Regions from separate parts of the Homo sapiens genome. Here region 2 is linked to region 1. A link is a contact called in ENCODE Hi-C or POLR2A ChIA-PET data. All regions are on one chromosome and are shown on one strand. The core of a region is the stretch at or near the end of the contact, and the rest is flanking DNA. Distances in the headings are between cores, read along the strand shown.

What was found. Hi-C counts contacts between places; a loop is a spot of excess contacts on that map. ChIA-PET counts read pairs that join two places held with the same protein, here RNA polymerase II (POLR2A). Pooled maps may share reads with other maps.
Region 2: a pooled map shows a loop between it and region 1 (2.2-fold over the local background). The contact joins two enhancer-like sites. A Hi-C loop is called at or near these places in 3 of 50 pooled maps. POLR2A ChIA-PET finds 5 or more read pairs at or near these places in 4 of 52 experiments (Caco-2, MCF 10A, Panc1 and 1 more).

Annotation. Positions count from the first base shown.
Region 1 is chr17:64,772,713-64,779,639 of GRCh38, forward strand. It overlaps the pseudogene ARHGAP27P1-BPTFP1-KPNA2P3 and the pseudogene ARHGAP27P1. Among named protein-coding and RNA genes, the nearest start is that of MIR6080, 4.6 kb to the right of the region's middle. RefSeq lists enhancers at 5,086-5,755, 5,756-6,424 and silencers at 5,911-6,130, 6,291-6,350. Within about 2 kb of position 4,244, at least 18 of the 41 ENCODE cell types and tissues checked have a DNase peak (open chromatin) inside an H3K27ac peak, as active enhancers do.
Region 2 is chr17:64,634,293-64,641,505 of GRCh38, forward strand. The region is part of intron 1 of SMURF2 (SMAD specific E3 ubiquitin protein ligase 2); the gene reads right to left. Among named protein-coding and RNA genes, the nearest start is that of SMURF2, 24 kb to the right of the region's middle. Within about 2 kb of position 1,524, at least 3 of the 41 ENCODE cell types and tissues checked have a DNase peak (open chromatin) inside an H3K27ac peak, as active enhancers do.

The DNA.
Region 1 (6,927 bases), core at 2,994-5,493:
CTCTGGCCCAGCCCCTAGACAGACACAAAGGCCTGGACGGGGGCCCCTGCCCCACTCCCTTCATGCCTCACAGGGGACCCCCAGCCAGGAGAAGGCAAGGAGGCAGGGTGGGCACCCACAGGGGCCTCAGTTGGACAGAAGGGTCCTGCGGGGCTCACCTGGCAACAGCTCTGCAAGTTCCCTCAACACCAGAATCCTTCTGCAATCTGGAAACAGAGCTTCCCAAAATTTAGCAAGAGCACCTGTGCCCCTATGCCCCTGTGCCCCAGAGCCCTAGTCCTGGCAGCCCTATTTCCCCCTCAATATGAACAAACAGCCGCTGACCTCTCACTCCCCGGCACAGATCCAGCTCTGAATCTCCCTAACATTCAGGCATGGAGCCCCGACCGCATTTCTGGTCAGCAGCTACCCCCTGGTCACGATCATGGACTTTCCCATTCCCCAGGGCCTGGCACTGACCACCCATCCAGGCTGGCATTCAGAAGTACTGATGCCCACCCTTCCCTGTACTGGACATAGTCATCTCTAAGAAGGGCAGAGAAAATAGGTCCATGGGAGCTAAGCTATGAGGAGGCAAAGGCCTAAGAATGATATAATGGACTTTGGGGACTTGGGAGTGGGGGAAGGGTGGGAGGGGGGTGAGGGACAAGAGACTACACATTGGGTACAGTGCACACCACTCGGGTGATGGCTGCACCAAAATCTCAGAAATCGCCACTAAAGAACAAACACCACGTGCTCCCCACAACTATTAAAATAAAATAAACATTAAAAAATAGGTCTAGAGTGAGGTCAACTACTGAGGCCTGGGAAGGAAGTGAGGGGGCAGGTGGGGCCCATCTCAGGCCTCTGGGGGCCGAAGGGAGCCAGGGACTAAAGAGGTGAGAACCAGGCGCAGGCTCCAGGGAGACCCCCAGAGACCATGTGGCCTGCAGGGGAGTTGGGGGGGTGTGCAGGGAGATCTCTGGGGGGACAGCAATGTGGGGTGAGGGTGGGAGGGGTACCCAAGAAGCTGCTCTCTCCTAAGTCAGGTCCTAGGCAGGCAGAGGGGCTCTTGGGACAGCCTGGGGCTGCAGGTGAGTCCCTGGGAGGGAGACAGCTGAGGCGGCTGCCCCAGCTGGAGGGTGGGGGTGAGGGTTGTTGGAGGAGGGAGTACAGGCAAGGGGCTAGCTGGAGTCCCCTCAATTTGGACTTAGCTTCCTGCTATTACCAACGCCCCTTGCCAAAGGCTCCCTGGCTGGCCCTGAGTGGGGACAGGTGGGTCTGTCCCGAGGCCAGTTTCTTTCTCTCAATCACAGCGGCCTCGGGCTGCCCTCGGAGTTTGTCCTAGGAAGTGGGTGCTGGGCCTGGATCCAGAGAGGAGGGGCCCCCAGGTGGGTTTTAGGATTTGGGAAAGGGAGGGGAGAGAGTGGAGAAACTGCTGTGGCCGCCCTCTAGTCCCTCAGGGGCAAGGGCTCACTCACAGTTCCCAGCGGAGGAGGAGAAATGAGGGCCCCCGCTCCTTCCAGTCGGGGCTGCCTGCTCAGGTGCGGCGCCTCCAGGGTTGCTTGTATAAGAAGGTGCAGCAGACCGGCTGGAACTTCCCTCCCAGCGGCCAATGCCCCAGCAGCAGGGGCGGGCTCCAGGCCAGCTCCACCCACCTGGGCCTTCCCACTTCTGGGTGGGGATGGTGACTGCACCCTGAGATCCCAGAGCCAGGACCACAGCCATGGGGAAGAGTCTCAGAGGCCCCTTTATTGCACCGCCTTTGGCCTGGCTTCCCAGGGCTCCCTGAGTGGCCTCTTTGGGAGAGAGGAGGAGTCATCCCTGCTTACCTCTCCCTGTCTCCCTGTCTCCCCTCTCAGAAGGGGTTGCTTCTGCCCTCTCCTGGGCAGCAAGAGAACAGGAGACGTCCCTCTCCTGGGACATCAACTCTCCCACCACAGGGCTGGGCACGCAGGATGCTCAGAAGAAGGAGCGCTTGCTTGCCTTCAGCTTGTACTGTTCTTGCTGAGAGGAACAGGGTGGCCAACCCTAAAGGCCACCTGGCTGAAACTGAACCTGCTGGCCAGGGTGGGGCTTGGGGTCAGGGGCCTGGAACTGTCCTGGACACAGCCACTTCCTGGCTGTATGAGCTTCGTCCTGTCACTAAACCTCTCTGAACCTCTGTTTGTACTCAGGGCAAATGGAGGTGCCTACACCTGCCTTCCAAGCTGCTGGGAGCTTAACCCTGGGTTACAAGCCTTTGAGCAAGAGCCCACAGGACTGTTAGCCCCTTTGGGACTGCGTCTTACCACACTTTGTCCCCAGTGTCCAGCACAGTGACCAGCCCACACCAAGTACTCAATATGTGCGATTAGAGTGCATGGGGAGTGACAAGGCTGTGAAACACCATCCATGGCAGGAACTCCTCTGTTCTGGGGGTCCCTGGCCTTGCCCAGTAGCCTGCCCTAAGCCCTGAGCTGCCGCCTGACAGACGGGGGTCCCTATACACTCCCCAGTGCCCCCGTGCCATGCCATCCCCACATCCTGCCCCCTCTGTTCTGCACCCACTTTCTTCCGAGATCCCTTCTCAGCAACAATCTCCTCCCCATCTTCAGCCTCCCCATCTCCTGCCCACCCACCTGAACCTGGGGATGTTTCCATCTATGACCTACACCCCCTCTGGCCACGCTGTGTCTCTCTCTCTCCTTCTGTCTGTTGTCTACACACTCAATTCGCACCCTCACTTCACTCCTGACCACTGCCCTCTGCCTTCAGCACCCCCCTGACCAGCTGAGCTTCTAGTGGCCACTTCGGATAAGTGTTATATGGCCTTTCTCTCACGTCACCTTCCTGTGCATCTTTCTTCTGGACACTTCTTGTCCTCTGAGCCAGCACTCTCATGCTTCTCTTCCCTTTGTCTGGCACCTAAATCCAGGCAGGCCCCACCTTTCTCCACCCTGCTCCTCCCCAAGTCCCCCCCACCCCCCAACTCAGTAAGCAGCACCACTGTCTGCCCACAAGTGCCAGCTGGGAATCTGAACTCAACCCGATTTCCCTCCCACCTCCCTCGGCCCCCAGACCCTGCCCATCCATCTCCCAAACCTCTGTTACCACCACATGCCCACGAGACCACCAAGAGCTTCGGCCATTCTTGAGGCCCTGGCCACAGGGATTTTTTTCTCAATCCCATTCCTGTCTCTGCTAAAAGCCTCACAGCAGCTGCAGGATAACGTGCACATTCCTGGCAAGGGCTCATGAGGCCCTGCCCCGGTGGGCACCCACTCTCAACCCCATGCTCCACTCTGAGCCCCGGCCCCATGTCTTCTGTTGCTGGCCTCCTATCCAAGAGGGTGAGTCCCCCAGGACCGTGGCTGTGCCTGAGTCCTCTCTAGATCCAAAGGCTCACCAGGGCTCTGCAGCTATTTGGCTAGTTCATGCCTAATGAACGAGTGAATGGGCCTGGAGGATTATGGTGGGGAAATGCCGCCTGGGACAACTAAGGGCAGGGGTGGGGTTCCCTTGTGGGGGCAGGACCAACTCCCTACCCTGGACTTTGTTGGGGGTGGAGCACCAGGGAGAGCCACAGCTGCCTCTTGAATAAAGCTCCGTGGCAGGGAACGTGGTATTATTGCACTCATTGCACAGGGGAGGAAACTGAACCAGAGACGCAAAGTGACTTGTGGAGGTCACATAGTGAATTAGGGCCACAAGTGGGGCCAGGGAGCAGCCTGTCTCTGGCCAATGTCCTAGTTCCCCCCTGGGTAAGTCCCCTGCCCTCATCACCTGTGCCCCTCCCCCCATATGCCACTGCAACTGGGAACCTGCTGGGAGCTGGAGGAAGGATGGGCAGAGGGGCCACCTGGCAGGCGCCCTGGCAGCCGGGGTGATCTGTCTTCTCAGGAGATGTCAGGACCTGGGCAGTCTCCTTCCTCTTTGGTCCTGGGGCCTGGGGTGGTGGCCCTTGGGCAGACCTACAGAGGCCTGGCTCATAGGTAAGGGGCTGCCGCACCTCCGCCCTATTCAACATACACTCTCTGTGCACTCTGTCTGAGCCAGACCCTGGGCCAGATGCGAGGTTCAAAGAGCAAGGCCATTCCCCCACCTCCAGGGGCTCCGCTCAGACGGGCAGGCACCGTCCCACCGTCACTAGGACAGAGAATGTGGAGAGGCCGGGAAGTGCGCCACCGGGAGCCTGCGCAGGAAACGGAGGGGCGCTGCGGGGGAAGAGCGCTGGCATCCAGCCACCCATCCCAGAGAAGCTGCCTGGCTGGCTGGCAGGGGCGCGAAACAGGAACCAGCCGCGGTCTCCAGCCCCGCCCGCCGGGTGCCGTTTTCCACCCTGGCCACAAGGCGGCGGGCTGCCGCTGCAGGAGCCAGAGTGAAGGCGGCGCAGACCCAGGGAAGCCAAACGAGGATGACCCAGTCTGGGTGGACCCCCTGCTGCTGCCAAGCGCTTCGAAGCCTTAATTCATTTAAGGCTCACAACCCTAATCCTTAGGTATTGTGCTTACACCAGAGGACGCTGGGCCTGGGGGGGGAGGGGGTGGTCCTCGCTTGTAAGTTAAGTGGCTGTCAGCAGCTGGCAGCTGCCCCAGCAAAATCCAGTTCCCCTTTCCCTAGTCTCAAAACCTGAGCTCTGCATTGTAACGAGACAGGCGGAGGGAACACCCAGCAGCGGGCCTACGGAGGCGTGTCTCCTTCGTCTGGGCATCCCGGACTCAGTCCTGGCACATGGTGGGCATCAGTGTTCATGGTAATGACATCAGGCACAGCGAAATAAATCAGAGGCTCCCAAGGTTCAGAGGTCATCTGTCCATCCCCTCCCTTTGTGCTAAAGAACAAACCGAGACCCTGAGAGAGGAAGAGAGCTGCCTCTAGATCATCACACGGCCGGTGGCAGATGGCAGAACGGTTCTAAGCATCCTTTTCTCCCCCTCGGGCTGCCCCTCCCTGAAAAGTTCCTAAAGTTCAAAATGTCAGAGTCCCCCAGAGTGTTCTGAGGATGCAAGAGTGTTTGTAAAACGTGCTCTATTTTCGATTTCCCAGATTAACACAACTGGATTCTGAAGAGGGGAAAAAACAACCTCACTTAACACGTCTTTCTGAAACAAACCCATCAGGAGTTCTTTTAAAAAAAAAAAAAAAAAAAAAAGGAACTGAAATGCTGGAAGCACCCTCAAAGGGAAGCAGACGCCTGACTTTCACATCCACCCTCTCATCTGACTCCAGGCTCCTTGAGCTGGCGGCAGGCCCGCAATCCCCCGTTCCGTGCCCAGATGCACTTCGGAATATAGAACAGCTGGGACTTGGAAAGATAATATGTGGCACCCACCTGCTGTAGGTTACATAACCTCCCAGCAGGGCTTGGGGCAGCAGCCGGCCATCGAGCTTATTTGCATTTCTGCAGCAAAACATGAATATTCACACAAGTGCGATAAATAAAGACCATCAACAGCCTCATATCAGTTCAAGCGCAATTTTGCCACCAATTTGATTACGAAAAATCTTTCGGGCTTCCAGGGAGCTTTGGAGCCTGGAAATTGCAGATGAGGGATGGGGGCCTGCACTGTTTCGCGGCTGGGGAGAGGGAGCTCATCCGAAGTCTTCCGACAGAGGTGGGCGTCATGCCCGACGCTGAGCGGAGTGGGTCTCCTCGAGCCCAGGCTCCCTGCGGGCGCTGTCCTCAGCGAGCCTCCCCGCCTCCGCGCCCGGGGTCGTACCTGCTTCACGATCTCCTACCGCGGCGGGCCGCGTACCTCCTGGATGGCCTCTTAGACGTTCTCTGAGTCGCTGCGCGACAGGGGCAGCAGGCACACCCAGGAGCCCGCTACGCTGCAGGCCTTGAAGCTGCCGCTGCTTCCGAGGTTGCCGGCGGGAGGCGAGACGACGGCGCGCGTCAGGTCGTCCAGGGACTGCGCGGGCCGCACGGGCGCCGTGGGCCGCAGGTACAGGCAGGCGGGCAGGCCGGGCGCCAGGCTGCTGCGCTGGCTCGCGGCGCCGCGCTGCGCAGGGCCGCACAGGGAGCTGGCCCCGCCTCGGGGCTCCGCTGGGGGGCCGTTGGGGGCCGCTGCCACAGCCGCGCTCACGAACCGGTAGTCGTAGGCGAGCGGCTCAGGGGCTGCGGGTCCCGATGGGGGGACCTGGCGGCGCGTCAGCGGCAGGGTTGCCCAGCGCAGGCAGCTCGCGCACGTACTGCGCGGGCAGGTAGAAGGGGCGGCCGCCGGGCTTGCGCCGCACGTGCCACCAATGCTCAGTGCTCTGTGCTGCGCCGCAGCGGCCGGTAGCGCTCATTGGGCGGGATGGCCACGCGGCGCCCGTCCTTGCCGGTGTACTCGAAGGGGTGCTCCACCAGTACGTACACGTCCCCCTCCACATCCGCCGCCATTGCGGCCGCGGCATTTTCCTGCAGGCAACAAGGAAGAGGGCCGCGGAAGTCAAGACCACTGAGCCCGGAATAGCCCAGCACTCGAGGAGAGACTTGGGTTCGAGTCCCGATGCTGCACTTGCCGTTCGCCTTCGGGCCTCAGTTTTCCCATTTCTAAAATGAGGACTTGAATAAAATCACATGCAAGGCTTCCATTCTTACACTCAGTGCTGGAATTAGGACAACCTCTTCATTCCGTGGGGTTGATTCTAAGATTTCAGCCTCGCTTCAGTCCTGCGGTGGGGAGATTGTGGGTAGTCTTGGTCCAAATCGACTGCGAGGGAAACTTTGGCTTTAAAACGAGGGGTGATTACCTGCTCTAAGGTCGACACCACGCTTGCTTGATAGTTGACCGTGCCTTAGTTTTCCCGTCAGTCAAGTGGGAAGAGCAGCCCATTTCCTGCCGCTCCCCGGGCCCTGTCCCGCCTGGACGCCTCCCTCCAGGAGCCTGCGCCCCGGCCCCGGGGTCAGGGTTGGGATGCGGGCTCTGCAGGCGCCCCGGCGAACAGCTCTACCTGGAGGCTGTCCCTGCCCCGCTT
Region 2 (7,213 bases), core at 274-2,773, 140 kb before region 1:
CAGCACCAGGTATTCCTGGGTCTATAGGCAGTCTGGCTTTCTCCACAAGATAAATCTTTGACTTTTTTGTGAGGTTGGGTAAGAACACTCATCTGCTTGCCTAGGATGAGGCATGTATAGAACTTTCCACTGACTTTAAACCATTTCCTGCTTTCAGCTTCACATCTTGCTTGCACCCTCAGAGATACCTGGCACCTTCAATTCCTGAGTCTTCCTAGAGATAGGTGATATGAACTGGCTAGAATCATGCAAGGAATTGGTATCCGCCTCTGTAGATATTTTATATTCCACTTTCTCAGCTAATTAATCTACTCCAACCACCTTCCATTTCCCTGAAGTTTTTTTATACCACTTATTTACTGTCTCCTGTTCTTTCTGCTCTTGCAGATTTATGCTGTTTTCATTCTCTTACTCACTGTGAATGGGGCTTGGGGACAGAGCAGAAATAAACATATTTGTTCAATTCAAGCTTAAAAAGAAGACACAGTCCTTGAATGATTTTTATCTGATGCTAATACATATCCTGGGTGCATTCAGATTTCATGAAGCCTGGAGTTTACAGAGTTTGGAGGCTCCATTTTAAGAGCACAGAATTGGGTATTGACAGCCAATATTCAATTTAGAATGAGAAAATAAATCATAAATTTTAACAAACTGGCAAAAGCCACAAACATCATAACCTAATAATAATAATAATAATATTTGTTATGACAAGTTTTTTTCCCATTTGTTTCCAGATAAAAGTCACATAAGGCCAGGCATGGTGGCTCACACCTGTAATCTCAGCACTTTGGGAGGCCAGGGTGAGTGGATCGCTTGAGGCCAGAAGTTCATGACCAGCCTGGCCAACATGGTGAAATTCCATCTCTATTAAAAATACAAAAATTAGCTGGGCGTGGTGGTGCACAGCTGTAATCCCAGGTACTTGGGAGGCTGAGGCACGAGAATTGCTTGAACCAGGGAGGTGGAGGTTGCGGTGAGCCGAGATCACACCACTGCACTCTGGCCTGGGCGACAGAGCGAGACTAGGTCTCAAAATAAATAAATAAATAATAAAAGTCACATAACATGAAAATCACCAAGTTAAACTGTATAATTCAATAATTTTTAGCATAGTCACAGTGCTGTACAACCATCACCAATATCTAATTCCAGAACATTTCCATCACCCCAAAACAACCCCCATACTACCTGTTAGCAGTCACTCCCCATCTTCCCTCCCCCATCCCCTAGCAACCTGAAAATCTACCTTCTGTCTATGGATTTGCCAAGTGGAATTAAACAATATGGCTTTTTGTGTCTGGCTTCTTTCAATCAACCTAATTTTTTGAGCTCATCCATACTATAGCATACATCATCAGCACTTTATTCCCTTTTATGGCTGAATAATATTCCATTGTATAGATATGCCATATTTTGTTTATCCATTCAGTTGACAGACATCTGAGTTGTTTCCACCCAACTATTTTGGCTGTTATGAATAATGCTACTATGCACAAGATTTTGTGTGAACATATGTTTTCAGTTCTCTTATGTATGTACCTAGGAATGGAATTGCTGAGTCATGTAGTAACTATGTTTAATTTTTCTGAAAAACTGCCACAAACTGTTTAGCAGAGTGGTTGAACTACTTTACATTCCCACCAACAATGTATGAGGGTTCCAATTTCTCCACATCTTTGCTAACATTTGTTATTTTCCCATTATTATAGCCCTTCTAGTGGTCGTGAAGTAGTATCCCATTGTGGTTTTCATTTTCATTTCCCTAATGATTCATGATATTGGGCATCTTTTCATGTGCTTTTTGGCCACTGATATATCTTCTCTGGAGAACTGTCTATTCAAACCCTTTGCCCTTTTTTTTGAAATGTGGTCTCACTATGCTGCCCAGGCTGTTCTCAGGGGATCCTCCCACCTCAGCCTCTCAAGTAGCTGAGACTATAGGCATGTGCCAACACATCTGGCTAGCTGCCCATTTTTTAACTGGATTGTTTGTCCTTTTATTGTTGAGTTTTAAGAGTTCCTTAAGGCCGGGTGCGGTGGCTCACACCTGTAATCCCAGCACTTTGGGAGGCTGAGGTTGGTGGATCACCTGAGATCAGGAGTTCAAGACCAGCCTGGCCAACATGGCAAAACTCCATCTCTACTAAAAATATAAACATTAGCTGGACGTGGTGGCACACACCTGTAATCCCGGCTACGCGGGAGGCTGAGGCAGGAGAATCGCTTGAACCCAGGAGGTGGAGGTTGAGTGAGACGAGATTGCATGCCACTGCACTCAGCCTGGACATCAGGGCCAGACTCTGCCTCAAAAAAAAAAAAAAAAAAAAAAAAAAATTAGCTGGGCATGGTGGTGTGCACCTGTAGTCCCAGCTACTCAGGAGGCTGAGGCAGAAGAATCACTTGAACCCAGGAGGTGGAGGTTGCAGTGAGCTAAGATCATGCTGCTGCACTCCTGCCTAGGCGACAGAGCAAGACTCCGCCTCAAAAAAAGAAAAAAAAAAAAAGAGTTCTTTATATATTCTGTATACTAGACCCTTATCAGGTATAATTTATAAATATTTTCTCTCATTCTATGAGTTATCTTTTAGCTTTCTTATTAGTGTCCTTTTGGACACAAACGTTTTTAATTTTGATAGAGTCTAGGCTGGGTGCAGTGGCTAATACCTGTAATCCTGTCACTTTGGCAGGCCGAGACAAGAGGATCTCTTGAGCCCAGGAGTTCGAGACCAGTCTGGGCAACAGAGTGAGACCTCATCTTTACAAAAATAAATAAATAAGATTTTTGTTTAAATTGACAGAATCCAATCCAAAGTCTTGTGTTTCTATCTAAGAGATTTTTTTTTTTTTTTGAGACACAGTCTTGCTCTGTCACCCAGGCTGGAGTGCAGTGGCACGGTCTCGGCTCACTACAATCTCCGCCTCCCAGGTTCAAGCGATTCTCTTGCCTCAGCCTCCCAAGTAAGTGAGATTACAGGTGCCTGCCACCATTCCTGGCTAATTTTTGTATTTTTAGTAGAGACGGGGTTTCATCATGTTGGCCAGACTGGTCCCGAACTCCTGGCCTCAAACAACCACTCGTCTCGACCTCCCAAAGTGCCAGGATTACAGGTGTGAGCCACCACACCCAGCCATCCATCTAAGAGTCTTATGGCTTGCATTGTTACATTTAGTCTTTAATCCACTTTGAGTTAATTTTTATATATGGCATGAGGTAGAGGTTCAACTTCATTCTTTTGCATGTGGAAATCCAGTTGGTCCAACACATTATTATTATTATTATTTTCTTGAGACGGAGTCTCATTCTGTTGCCCAGGCTGGAGTGTAATAGTGCGATCTTGGCTCACTGTAACTGCTGCCTCCCAGGTTCAGGCGATTCTCCCACCTCTGCCTCCCCAGTAGCTGAGACTACAGTCGTGTGCCACCATGCCTGGCTAATTTTTGTATTTTTAGTAGAGACAGGGTTTCACCATGTGGACCGTGCTGGTCTCAAACTACTGACTTCAAATGATCCACCCACCTTGGCCTTCCAAAGTGCTGGGATTACAGGTGTGAGCCACAGAACCCGGTCCCAATGCCATTTTTTAAAAAGACTAATCTTTCCCCATTGAATGGTTTTGGCGCCCTAGTCAAAAAAAAAAAAAAAAAAAATCAACTGACCACAAATGTATAATTTTCTTTCTGGACTTTCTATTCTATTCCATTGATCTATATCTCAATCCTTACACCAGTACCACACTTTCCCATGAGTTTTTTTTTTTTCCTTTTTCTTTTTTTTTTTTTTTTTTTTGACAGAGTCTCACTCTGTTGCCCAGGCTGGAGTGCAGTGGCACGATCTTGGCGGCTCACTGCAACCTCCACCTCCTGGGTTCAAGTGATTCTCCTACCTCAGCCTCCCAAGTAGCTAGGATTACAGGCATGTGCCACCAAGCCCGACTAATTTTTGTATTTCTAATAGAGATGGGGTTTCACCATGGTGGCCAGGCTGGTCTTGAACTCCTGACCTCAAGTGATCCACTCACCTCAGTTTCTCAAAGTGCTGGGATTACAGGCATGAGCCACTGCGCCTGACCAATTTTTGTATTTTTATTAGAGACAGTGTTTCGTCATGTTGGGCAGGCTGGTCTCAAACTCCTGACCTCAAGTGATCTGCCTGCCTCAGCCTCCCAAAGTGCTGGGATTACAGGCGTAAGCCACCACGCTCAGCCTGTTGTTATTGATGGCTTAGAAAAGTTTTCTTTTAGCACAGGAACATCATCAATAAATAATGTTATATCAACTTTTAGGACTATGGTCAAACCTGGGAAAATTCTTAACAAGTCTCTTTCATTAAAGCTACAAAATCTTAAAGAATTTTCCCCAGACTGGCTTTTGACATCAAACCTTGTTTTTCCTCTACTAACCACACACTTTGGGTGCCAGATGCCATAGGACACATTCATATTGCTAGACAACCTCTAGCTATGCACGTTTATGTCACAATGCCCCATGAGTTAGCACAACAGACATAGAGTATTCCTAGAAACCATTCCCATACTGGGATGGCTAGTAATACCTTGACTATACACAAAGAGGCTATGAACCATGTAAACATATCCTGCTAAAATCCAACTAAATATCTCTCCAAGTCAATTTCCCCATAGCCAGACCCCAAAAGTGCCCACAGCCATTCCAATGCCACCCAACATAAGGAAGAGTGTAACAAAGGGGAAGTCAGGTAAAAAGACGGCAATTTTAGCTGACTGTGGTTTAGATAACTTACATTTGCAAATTCTTCAAAGATATGTGACCACATACTGGCAATGTTCTGTTTCTTGATCTGGATGCTAGTTATATATGTGTGTTCAGTTTGTGAAAAATCTTAAACTACACACTTATAATATTTATGAATTTTCTCATTCATATATTATATACCAATAAAACTTTTTAAAAATTAACCAAGTGAACACATTGCTAGGGTCCCTCCCAGACCCTCAGATTGGGTCTTGAAAATTAAGCTTCAGGCTGGGCGTGGTGAGTCACACCTGTAATCCCAGCACTTTGGGAGGCTGAGGTGAGTGGATCACTTGAGGTCAGGAGTTCCAGACCGGCCTGACCAACATGGGAAAACCCTGTCTCTACTAAAAATACAAAAATTAGCCAAGCCTGGTGGTGCACATCTGTAATCCCAGCTACTTGGGAGGCTGAGGCAGGAGAATCACTTGAACCCGGGAGGCGGAGGTTGCAGTAAATTGAGATCGCACCACTGCACTCCAGTCTGGGCGACAGAGCGAGACTCTGACTCAAAAAAAAAAGAAAATTAAGGTTCATTAGTTTCAAAGAGATAATAGCAACTGGATATCATAAGATGTGGTGTCTAATACCAGCTATACCATGAATTACCCATGGGACTTGGAGAAGACACATATGCCTCCCTAAGCAATTTTCTCACCTAAAATGGGGAAGTTTAAGTCAGACTATAAACTCTAAGACTTCTTTCCAGTAGTCACTCAAGAAATACTTCCCAAGTACCCGTTACTGTTTGGCATCACATTAGGTAAATGAAACACACACACAATCCCTGCCCTGTGGGTGCTCCCCATCTAATAGGGATTAAAAAACAATGAGCAGCATTAGGTAAAAACTAATCGGAATAAATATGGATTTTAGTTAATAAAAGTGTACCAATATTGGTTCATTAATTATAACAAATATACCATACTAATGTAAGATTAGTTTAGTTAATAGGGAAAACTGGTTATGGAAATACAGGAATTCTATACTATCTTCAGATTTACAGATCTTTAGATTTACAGATTTTTCTTATCTTTAGACTTACAGGTTTTTCTATACATCTAAAAGTATTCTAAAATCAAAAGTTTATTTTTAAAAAGACAGTAAACAGGTAAATAAATGAATATTAAAAGAAATTGTGTTCAGTTCTCAGAAGTTAACAGGATATTATGGAGGTAGCATAATGAGAGTAGAGACTACTTTAGACAGACTACTTAGGAACTCTTTGAGATAATACAACTGACACAGAAAAATAAGAAGAAACAAGAGAAAGAAAATTCCTTCAAAAGAAAGAATATATACAAAGACTCTGAGGTGGAAGAGATTGGCCTTTTCAAGAAATTAAAAGAAAATCCACGTGACTAAAGCATAATGAGCAAAGGAAAGCCCAGTCAACAGGGGCAGATTATATAAGGTCTTGGATAAATAGTGTCTATTTCATTCAAAGTATAATGGAAAGACACTGGAGGGTTAAAGCAAGGAAGTAAAATCATCCAATTTACTTTTTTCTTTTTTAATTCATGAAGCTATACTGTGGAGAATGGATTATAGACGGGTTAAAGAAAAACAATGAGGCCGGGCACAGTGGCTCACACCTATAATCCCAGCACTTTGGGAGGCCAAGGCAGGCAGATCACGAGGTCAGGAGACCAAGACCATCCTGGCCAACATGGTGAAACCCCGTCTGTACTAAAAATACAAAAATTAGCTGGGCATGGTGGCGGGTGCCTGTGATCCCAGCTACTCAGAAGGCTGAGGCAGGAGAATCATCTGAACCAGGGAGTCGGAGATTGCAGTAAGCCGAGATCATGCCACAGCACTCCAGCTTGGCAACAGAGTGAGACTCCATCTCAAAAAAAAAAAAAGAAAAAAGAAAAAAAAGAAAAACAATGCAGACCCTATAGGGAAGCACTAACATCATTTTATTCTTAACCCTGAATTATAATATTTTTTCAATACAAAAATCATTCCAAAAAAAAACATTTCAGAGAATTAAAGAATTAAATTCACATATTCATATAAATTATTTTATTCAGATAGTATCTGCTTTTTTACCAATCTGCTTCTCTATGACCTTTATAATCCTTTATCAAAATAATTTATGGATTTTATACTTTAATAAGCTATCATAACTCTTCTAGAAGCTGCTGAAAATTTTTATGCCATTTGTTAAGTGCTCTGTAATAAAATTCCTGGAAATTCAAAGGTAGAACATAAAATAAATTATAAAAGCTGAAAATTTTTATCTATTAGATTAATATATCAAAGAATAAATAGTCCAACCCCCCAAAAAAAACAAAAAGTAGCAGCACCTGCTGCCACTGCCACCACCTGTGACAATTTTTTAAATGGCTGCAAATTCTTTGAAACTTCTTCTATCAAGATATGGGAGTTCATGTTCCCTCTCCTTGAATCTAGAATAGCCTGTAACTAACTTGTT